Linked DNA regions of Homo sapiens: region 1 is linked to region 2. Evidence: read pairs that join two places in POLR2A ChIA-PET (ENCODE). Cell type or tissue: A673. All regions are shown on one strand. Links, peaks and the distances in the headings refer to the core of each region. The heading gives the core; the rest is flanking DNA.

What was found. Peaks named below come from ENCODE experiments on the same cell type or tissue, not always from the same donor. Only the 100,000 strongest peaks of a DNase experiment are listed, where the experiment ranks them.
Region 1: POLR2A ChIA-PET joins it to region 2 with 11 read pairs; 3 of 35 experiments call an interaction of 5 or more read pairs at or near these places.

What each region holds. Positions count from the first base shown.
Region 1 is chr19:12,032,696-12,038,070 of GRCh38, reverse strand. ZNF433 (zinc finger protein 433) reads left to right here and starts at 2,392. Exons shown (of 4, transcript NM_001308348.2): 1 at 2,392-2,534. The coding sequence starts at 2,532. It overlaps ZNF433-AS1 (ZNF433 and ZNF878 antisense RNA 1), which reads right to left. Exons shown (of 3, transcript NR_134929.1): 2 at 2,299-2,517. RefSeq lists silencers at 2,278-2,437, 2,678-2,727, 2,738-2,857. In A673, for the core only: no CTCF peak of the experiment used is centred there; a DNase peak (open chromatin) is centred at 2,330; H3K4me3 peaks cover 1,110 bases; H3K27ac peaks cover 1,033 bases.
Region 2 is chr19:12,199,804-12,205,178 of GRCh38, reverse strand. It overlaps the pseudogene LOC100289333. Among named protein-coding and RNA genes, the nearest start is that of ZNF136, 39 kb to the right of the region's middle. RefSeq lists a silencer at 510-678. In A673, for the core only: a CTCF peak has its summit at 2,690 (motif pointing left); no DNase peak of the experiment used is centred there.

The DNA of each region.
Region 1 (5,375 bases), core at 178-5,177, 170 kb after region 2:
CATATTATTGCTGTACTCAGTTTCCATGGCTGAGGAAATAGTGCTGTCAATTAAATCAATAGGGAATGGCACTTCCTCTTGAGGGAACAATTAGTAAACCTTCAACCAATTGTCCTTTTCCAGTCATTTAGTGTCTGTATATGAATTCCAACATCATTGCTGCCAGCAGCTAAAATTATGATTCCATATCTGAAGTCACCTTTGCAAAAAGTATAACATAAGTCTACCTTGTCTCAGAGTGACCCCATCAACCTAGCCATGTTTTCATCTTTGTACAGTCTTCCATAAGGGAAGTAATTGCTTAGCCACATTTGGAGGAGGAAAAAGTGGCAGTGGAAGTAGTAACGTGCCTGGCAGGACTTCACTGCAGAGAAGAAGCAGAGTGGGAACTTCTTTAGATCACATATCATTGCTATACTCAGTCTCCATGGCTCAGGAAATAGTGCTTTCAGGTAAATTAGTAAGGAGTGCCACTTCCACCTGATGGAGCAGTTAGTAAATCCTCAACCAATTATCCTGTTCCAGTGATTTAGTTGCTGTATAAGAGTTCCAACATAAATGTTGCCAGGAGCTAAAAGTATGACTCTACATCTGAAAACCCTTTTGCAAGAATTATAACAGTGAGAAAATTATGACAGTGAAAGAGATCAGATCTAAGCGAACTCCATCTTTTCTTTAGCCTCCAAGCTACCCTTGTTCATTCCCGGGTATAGGTCTTACTAATATTGGAAGGAGTTTAGTTTAGCTTTAAAGCAAAAGTCATAACTGCCGCTTCCGTAAAGAAATTGTCTCCTTGCTTGGGAACCAGATTGCCTTTGTAAAACTAAGAAATTAGCCACAAGATTAGAAATTATGGTTCAGGAAATATGCGGCCAGAGTACACAAGATTCCCAACCTTCTCACTTGCTCCTGTGGATAATATTATTGTTGTAAGACCTAAGATTGGTGTTTGAGGTATTTTTGAGACCCTTCATTCTGATAAATTTGCTGGCATCACACAGACCAATAAACTGGCTCACCTGCTCCAGTGGCCCCTAGCCAAGAACTGACTCAGTGCAAGAAGACAGCTGAGACTTCCTGTGATATCCTTTTCGCGACCAATCAGCATTCCCCATTTTCCAGCCTTCTGCTCACCAAATTATCTTTAAAACCCTAGCCTCGGCCGGGTGCGGGGGCTCAGGCCTGTAATCCCAGCACTTTGGGAGGCCGAGGCGGGTGGATCATGAGGTCAGGAGTTTGAGACCAGCCTGACCAACATGGTAAACCCCGTCTCTACTAAAAATACAAAAATTAGCCGGGCATGGTGGCGCATGCCTGTAATCCCAGCTACTCAGGAGGTTGAGGCAGGAGAATCGCTTGAACCCGGGAGGCGGAGGTTGCACTGAGCCGAGATTGCGCCACTGCACTCCAGCATGGGCGACAGAGAGATTCCGTCTCAAAAAAAAACCAAAAAAACAAAACCTAGCCTCCCATTTTTTAGGGAGACAGAATTGAATAAAAATAAAACTCTTCTCTTTCATTTAGCCGGCTCTATGTATATTAAACTCCACTGCAATTCCCTGTCTTTTTTTTTTTTTTTTTTTTCGGAGACAGGGTCTCACTCTGACATCCAGGCTGGTAAAATCACAGCTCACTGTGGCCTCGACCTCTCTGGGCTCAGGCGATCCTCTCATTTCAGCCTTCCGAGTAGCTGGGACTGCAAACATGTACCACCACGCCCGACTAATTTTTGTATTTTTTGTAGAGGCGGGGTTTTGCTATGTTACCCAGGCTGGGCTTAAGTTCCTAGGCTCAAGCAATCTGCCTGCCTTGGCTTCCCAAAGTGGTGGGGTTACAGGCATGAGCTACCCCCACCCCCCCAGCCCACCGCCGGACGAGCTAAAGTTTCTATTCAACAGTACTCTATGGCAGGGGTCCCCAACCCCCGGTCCATGGCCTGTAAGGAACCAGTCCGCACAGCAGGAGGTGAGCGGCTGGCGGGCGAGCCAGCGGGCATTATCGCCAGAGATATGCTTCCTGTCAGATCAGCAGAGGCATTAGTCTGTCATAGGAGCCCGAACCCTATTGTGAGCTGCACATGCGAGGGATCTAGGTTGGGTTCGCCTTATGAGGATAAAATGCCTGATCTGAGGTGGAAGTTTCATTCCGAAACTATCTGCCCCCGTAGGAGAACTGTCTTCCACGAAACCGGTTCTGGTGCTAAAAAGGTTACAGACCTCTGGCTTAAAGAATCTATCGCTGGATCCGGTCAAACCCGTTTTCAGAGCCCCGTTACCAAGGGCTTCTATTGTCACTCACGGCTGAGGGGGCGGGGCCCGGCGCTTCGTCCAATCAGGGGCGCTGGGCGGGGCCTGCCGAGTGTCCATCGGGGAGGGCGAAGGCCCTGCTCTCCTCGGTTCCCGGCTCCAGGCGGCGAGCTGAGGTTGGGAGCCTGGCTTTCCCCTCCGAGAGGGTTCAGGTGCCTCTGCCATAGCTTCTGTCGCCTGTGCTGTGACCCGCACTGGTCGTGGGAGTCACCTGAAAGGCAAGAAATGGTGAGCGTGCGGGCCAGGGGTCCCGAGGCGGGGGAGGAGCTGGTTGGAACCGGCCGGAACCGGCTGTGGTGGGACCCGGGCCTCCCCGCGGCGACTCCGGGGTCTGGGACCCGATTTCCCGTGGGACAGCTCGGCCCTTGGTCCCCTTGGCCCCACAGTGGGGCTGGGCCGGCCGCCGGGACCCGGGCGTCTCGTCCTGTCCCTGCGCGGTGACTGTCACCCAGTTCCCAGAGCCCTCTCTGGGCAGCTCCGCGCCCGCTGCCCCGCGTCTCCCCACATTGTGCGGGGACTACGCGAGGGTCATGGGGGGATCCCGCCTCGGGTGTGGGGGTTTGTGTAGGAGGAGGGTGGGCTGTGGGGTCCCCAGTAGCGCCTTTCTCCTCTTAAAAATTAAACTGAGACACGTTAACAATTATAGTTTTGCTTCTCAGAATAGGTTTTAAAAAATATATTAATAATTAGAGTTCCTTTGAGATTCCTGAATGATAAACACCCAGTCCTGGCTTGTAATTTGTTAACGGAAAATGCCAAGCTGTGTAAAATAACTTAAAGAAGTTTATTCAGAGCCGAATAGGAGAGGCCTCAGCTGAGGAAAACACAACCCCAGGAGGCCTGAAGTAAGTGGTCCCGAGGCGGCTCAAGACTGTTTTTATTCATTTCAGGGAGACAGGAATTGCAGGGAGAATCATGCATCAATGCCTGGAAAGGTGTAAGTTCCTTTGGCAGAAAGGGCGGGACCTGTGGAAGGGGGGTTAGAAGGTGCAGGTGGTTGAGGGATTCTGAAGGTGGCCGTTGGTGGAGAGTGTGAAGCTTTGTCTAAAACTTCGAGGCGGTAGGAAGGATTGCTTAAGTGAAGAGGGTCTGGTATCTGTCATATGATTTCATCCCACCCAAAACAAAAGACCTGTTTCTTTAGATTTTGTGAATTCTAAGATTTGACTTACCTCTTGCCTTGCATGGCCTTAGGTCTTGTTTGTAATTTGGTTTCTTATTGTCACAGAGAGTCTGTGTTTCCAGTTGGCTGATGTCTGTTTTAACATGAAGGTGGGTCAGTGGCTATGTGGAAACTCCTAAAGGAAGCGGGTATAATGAGGCCTGTCCAGGTATAGTGAAGCCTGTCTGATGGTTAATCTGTAGTCAAGTGTGGGAGGGTTCCAGCTGGCTCTTTCCAGTGTCAGGTGACTCAATTCCAGAGTCACATTACTTTAAACTTCAAGATAATTTAGAGTTCCAACAGCTTCAATTTTTGAATTACTTATTTTCACAGACCATACAGTGGAAAATTTTTGGTTGTATAATCAGAGGTTACTCGACCAATTGTACCTGGTTAAGCCCATATTTCATTTCCCAATAAATTAGTAACTTGTTATTGTTTTCTCAGGCCACATACCGTCACATAAGTTAGTACTTTATATGAATAGCATTTGAATTTGATTTCCATGTTCTTGGCCAAGATCTTAGAGTACTATAGGCATTAAGTTTAATTACTTCTTATTCAAAATTTTCAACACTCCCCAGTTAACTGGTACTTCTCTGCATTTTCCAAATATATGGGAAGTGAGATCTCAAACCCTCCACCCTGTGACCCTGGCCTACCTCTGGAGAGCTTGCAGTACAATACTAAAATTTCAGTTCCTTTCTAAAATTTGCAGACACCAACTCTCCTTCTTCAATTTGTAGTATCAACTATTTGTTTTTGTTTTTGTTTTTTTTTGGAGACAGAGTCTTGTTCTGTCACCCAGGCTGGAGTGCAGTGGCGCGATCTCTACTCACTGCAAGCTCCGCCTCCCGGGTTCACGCCATTCTCCTGACTCAGCCTCCCAAGTAGCTGGGACTACAGGAGCCCGTCACCACGCCTGGCTAATTTTTTGTATTTTTAGTAGAGACGGGGTTTCACTGTGTTAGCCAGGATGGTCTTGATCTCCTGACCTTGTGATCCACCCGCCTTGGCCTCCCAAAGTGCTGGGATTACAGGTGTGAGTCACTGCGCCTGGCCCGTTTTTTGTTTTTGTTTTTTTGAGACGGAGTCTCGCTCTGTCGCCCAGGCTGGAGTGTAGTGGCACAATCTCTGCTCACTGCAAGCTCCACCTCCCGGGTTCATGCCATTCTCCTGCCTCAGCCTCGTAAATGAAAATGCACTGGCCAGGTGCAGTGGCTCATGCCTATAATCCCAACACTTTGGGAGGTTGAGGTGGGTAGATCACTTGAGGCCAGGAGTTTGAGACCAGCCTGGCCAATATGGTGAAACCTTGGCTCTACTAGAAATACAAAAGAAATCAGCCAGGTGTGATGGCACACACCTGTAGTCCCAGCTACTCCAGAGGCTGAGGCCTGAGAATTGCTTGGACCTGGGAGGTGGATTCTGCAATGAGCGGACATCGCACCACTGCACTCCAGCCTGGGCAAGTGAGTGAGACTCTGTCTCAAGAGAGGGGAAAAAAAAAAAAGGAAATGCACTTGGGGCACACAGGGGCACAGTGCAGTGTTGTTGGAAAATAGTCACTCAGCACTTCAGTGAGCAGGATGGGCACAGAGAAATGTCCCATGTGATAGGATGGCCTGACACTTGAGTCAAACATCACTGTGTTCTTTCTAGTCAGCATTGCCCCTCTGTGGGTTTGTCTTTTTGTAAATAATTGTTCACTTATTGCAGCTTCAGGTTTTTTATTAATTGTAATTTGCATTTTTCACTAGACCTTGCAAAATAAGAAAATTTTACACACAGGCCAGAAAGAGGTAGATTTCAGAAAAATGGCTGGATGCAGTGGCTCACACCTGTAATCCCAGCACTTTGAGAGGCCAAGGCAGGTGGATCACCTGAGGTCAGGAGTTCAAGACCAA
Region 2 (5,375 bases), core at 271-5,270:
ATAGTGGCTCATGCCTGTAATCCCAGCACTCTGGGAGGCTGAGGTGGGCAGATCACAAGGTCAAGAGATCGAGACCAGCCTGACCAACATGGAGAAACCCCGTCTCTACTAAAAATACAAAATTAGCCAGGCGAGGGGGTGCACGCCTGTAGTCCCAGCTACTCGGGAGGCTGAGGCAGGAGAATCGCTTTAACCTGGGAGGCGGAGGTTGCAGTGAACCGAGATCGCATCATTGCACTCCAGCCTGGGAGACAGAGCAAGACTCCATCTCAAAATGAAAGAGATATGAAAGAGAGAAAAGAGAGAGAGAGAAGAGAAAAGAAAGAAAAGGAGAAAGAAACAAAGAAAAGAACCACCACAATCACTAATGCCATCCATCCTCCTTTACACCATCACACCTACCTCGTCCTAACCCTTGCATATGAATCCCTCTCTCTACACCCCACTTCTTAATACCCCATTTCTGAATATAAATATAGGAGTATTATTTATTCTAGCCACATCAAGTTTAGCCAGCTACCACCCCCCCTTTTTTTTTTGGAGACGGAGTCTTGCTGTGTCGTCCACGCTGGCGTGCAGTGGCACGACCTCGGCTCATTGCAACCTCTGCCTCCCGCATCTACCCTATTTTATCATCAGGATGAGCATCCAATTCAAAATATGCACTAATTGGCACAATCCGAGCGGTAGCCCAGACAATCCCACAGAAGTTGACTTAGCCATTATTCTCCTAACAGTTTTCTTGATAAGCGGGTCACTTTATCAACTCTTATCATCACACAAGAATTTGGATAATTAATTCTACCAACATGACCCCTGGCCATAGTAGGATTCATTTCAATGCTAGCAGAAACTAACTGAGCCCCATTTGACTTAACACAAAACAAATCAGAACTAGTCTTGGCCTTCAATGTCTACTATCCCTATTTTTCATAGCAGAATACACTATTATAATAAATGCCCTAACTGCTACTATTGTCCTAGGAACATTACCTATCTTCACGCTAGAAATATACACATGGTCAGGCATGGTGGCTCTCACCTGTAATCCCAGCACTTTGGGAGACCGAGGTGGGCAGATCACTTGAGGCCAGGAGTTCAAGACCAGCCTGGCCAAAATGGAGAAACCTCATCACTACTAAAAATATAAAAATTAGCCAGGCGTAGTGGCATGCACTTGTAGTTCCAGCTATCCGAGAGGCTGAGGCAGGAAAATCGCTTGAACCCAGGAGGCTCCGAGGTTGCAGTGAGCTGAGATTGCACCACTGTACTCCAGCCTGGGCAACAGAGCGAGACTCCATCTCAAAACAAAAACAAAAAACAACAACAAAAGGAAATATACACAATTTTGTTATTAAAATGCTTCTATTAACAATTTTATTCTTATGAATTCAGGTATCATACTCCCAATTTTGGTATGATCAACTAATGCATCTTCTGTGAAAAAACTGTTTACCTCATATATGAGCCCTATGCATATGACCTATCTCAATGCCCAGGCTGGGCAGTGGCTCACGTCTGTAATCTCAGCACCCTGGGAAGCCAAGCTGGGCATATCACTTGAGGTCAGGAGTTCGAGACCAGCCTGGCCAACATGGTGAAACCCCATCTCTACTAAACATACAAAAATTAGCCAGGGATGGTGGCCTGCGCCTGTAATCCCAGCTACTCGGGAGGCTGAGGCAGAAGAATTGCTTGAACCCTGGAGGCGGAGGCTGCAGTGAGCTAAGATGGTGCCACTGCACTCCAGCTAGATAGACAGAGCGAGACTCTGTCTCAAAAAAAAAAAAAAAAAAATCGGCCAGGTGCAGTGGCTCACACCCATAATCCCAGCACTTTGAGAGGAGACGGGTGAATCACCTGAGGTCAGGAGTTCGAGACTAGCCTGGCCAACATGGTGAAACCCCGTCTCTACTAATAATACAAAAAAATTAGCTAGGCGTGGTGGCACACGCCTATAATCTCAGCTACTTGGGAGGATGAGGCAGGAGAATCGCTTGAACCCGGGAGGCAGAGGTTGCAGTGAGCCGAGATGGTGCCATTGCACTCCAGCCTGGGCAACAAGCGAAACTCCGTCTCAAAAAATAAATAAATAAATAAATAATAAAAAAATAAAAATAAATAAAAAATAAAGCAATGCCCATCCTAATATTTAGCATCCCACCACAAACATAAAAAATATGTATGATAAGTTACTTTAATAGAGTAAATCAGTAAACCACAGAGGTTTAAACCCTCTTATTACTAGCATTGTTTAAAAAAAAAAAAAAGAGAGACATGGGGTCACACTAGGTTCCCCAGGCTAAGAGTTTAAGAGGTCAAGAGATCCCTCCCTCCCTTCCTTCCATGTTTTTATTTTTCTTTCTTTCTTTTTGGTCAGTGGATATACTTCAAGGAAAAGGGGTACTTTCTCTAATGGGACAGTTACAATTTTTTTTCCTCCAGAGAGGCTCAGTTCAGTGTCATCAGAGTTAGGGGCCTCCTCCATGGCAATAGTTCCTTCATAGGGTTTAAGGATCTCTAGCCTATGTCAGGTTTAAACTAACCCCTTTGTTATGCCACTGGGGAATCATGGATATTGTCCCGTCTATGCCCCAGGGTCAGGATATTTGTTGTGATAAAGGTACCTGAAGCAGCAGCAGCAGCAGCAGAGGTCCTTAAGGTCCTGGTGAGCCCTTTGCCTTTTGGGGTGTGGACTCAGTGCGCCACCTGATGGCTGCCTTTCCTCCCTTTCTCTCTCCTCTTTAAATGACTACTGTTTCAGGAGCACCTCTTGTACAGGGTGTATATAGTCCACCCTCCCGCTGCACCCTGGCACCCTGCACACCGGGCCAACCCAGCATCAGGCACAGCTTCACTCTAAACACACAGATAGATCCAGCATCAATTGAAGGAGGGGTCCAATAGCATAGTCCTACTCTTAAATGCCAAAGAATTATTTTTAAAAAGGCAGACTCAGTCAGTTGAATATAGAACCCATACTTGGTAGGGCTCAACATGCAACACAGAGCAGCACACTCGAAGCACCAGCTTTCTAGCCAGCAGTAGCTCACTGGACATGTTGGCCATCAGGCAGGACAGTGGGTTAGCAAGTCAGAGCAAGAGAAGATCTACAAAAATAACTCGGGCGTGGTGATGCACACCTGTAATCCCAGCTACTCAGGAGGCTGAGGCAGGAGAATTGCTTGAACCTGGGAGGCAGAGGTTGCAGTGAGCTGAGATCACACCACTGCACTCCAGCCTGGGTGACAGAGCAAGACTCTGTCTCAAAAAATAATAATAACAATAATAATTAAAAAAATAAAGGCCAGGTGCGGTGGCTCATGCCTGTAATCCCAGCACTTTGGGAGGCCAAGGCAGACAGATCACGAGGTCAGGAAATTGAGACCATCTTGGCTAACATAGCGAAACCTCGTCTCTACTAAAAATACAAAAAATTAGCTGGACGTGGTGGCACATGCCTGTAGTCCCAGCTACTCAGGAAGCTGAGGCAGGAGAATCGCTTGAACCCGGGAGGCAGAGGTTGCAGTGAGCGGAGGTCGTACCACTGCACTCCAGCCTGGGCAACAGAGCGAGACTCCATCTCAAAAAATAATAATAAAGAGATGAAGGACCCACAAGTGGTGATCAGTGTCTGGACAACATGCTCACGGCACCAATCATTGTGGTCACCTTCAGAGACATAGTTCTGACAAAACTGATGATGGTCTGGCACTCACAGAGGGGGTATTAAAAGGCTTATTGCTCACATTGTTGAGATCTTGGGAAGAGCAGGACAGACCCATCAAGCATAACTGAAATGGCCTGAGAGAGCAAAGAAAGGAGCCTGGCCTGGTTGTTTACTGTGGTTGGGGTAGAGTTGGGCACAAGATCCCCTGTATGGGCATGTAGTTACATGGTTTAAATCTCTTGCCTATGACAGAGAAGGGAGCCCTTAGACTCATCAGCTTGTCCAGGTGTGGTCACAAGGGAAAAAGGGAACGCTGAGTCTTAGGTTGTTAGCAAACATTAAATACGGATTCCGGGCCAGGTGTGGTGATTCGCGCTTGTAATCCCAGCAACTTGGGAGGCCACGGTGGGAAGATCATTTGAGGTCAGGGGTTTGAGACCAGCCTGGCCAACATGGTGAAACGCTGTCTTTACTAAAAATACAAAAATTAGCTGGGTGTGGTGGCACACGGCTGTAATCCCAGCTACTGGGGAGGCTGAGGCAGGAGAGTCACTTGAACTGGGAGGTTGCAGTGAGCCGAGATTGTGCCACTACACTCCAGCCTGGGCGACAGAGTGAGACTCTGTCTCAATAAATAAATAAATAAAATAAAATGCATTATGGATTTGGGCCTAATTTAAATATAGCAGGAGTTTCAAAGATTATATAAACTTTAGTAGTTTTCCTCACATCAATTAAAACAAGAATTCAACTGTGTTTTCCTCTTACCAACGGAATCAGGAAGTCATTTGTCTTAGCAACTGTATACCCTTTTAAATTTCAAAGTTCTTTATGGACAATCACATACAAAAACTGATCTAAAAATGAAAAAAGTACCTGAGAACTTAAACATACTCATCTCGTATCTTGAGGTTCTCTGGCCTCAAGAAACAAACATTTTGTTTAGTTCCAGAATTTTCTTGCTTACTCCCACCATATCTAACAACCTTCATTTTCAAAGTGAAAGAAACTAAAATCTTACACACTGACACAGGCAATAAAATTATAAAATAAGGGAAACCAGAGTTGAAGGGCCACAATGCTCAACAGATAAAATAATCCAAAGGAAACATAAATATTCTAATTAGCTCAGATAAGCAGGCTGCTTCCCCACAATTCACAAGGAAAACCCACATTCAAGAGGTTAAACACCTTAACATGCTTGAGGTCCATGCTCTCCCTCTGACATGTAACTTCTAGAGTGGAATAGTCCCTGGTGATGAAGGGAAGAGACACTTGAGTAGCCACAGGAATGAACTCTGGGAGCTCCGTACACCCTAACTGGCCCCTGGCAGTGTGAAAATACTTCCTCTCCCAGGCTTCAATTCTTGGGCAGAAGAAACTCTCAGCTGGATTTACTTTAAGGTTCTGGCCCAAAAATAACCTCCGAAATTCATTAACCCTGTGTCCTGGAGACAGCACTCCTGAACTTCACATGCTTTCTCAGTATGTAAGAATTATACTCTGAATGTGGCAACATTGTGAATGCAAAACAAACCTCATGTCTAAAAAACACGCCCAAGAAAACCACAATTACAACCTCAGAAAGCAACCCCTCCACCCAAAACATGTGCATGTGGATCCCCAGCTTTCCAGTGCTCTGTGGCTTCTCTTGGTATAAAGGGCTTAATGGTATGAACAGGGAGGCTCCCCAAGAAGAACCAAC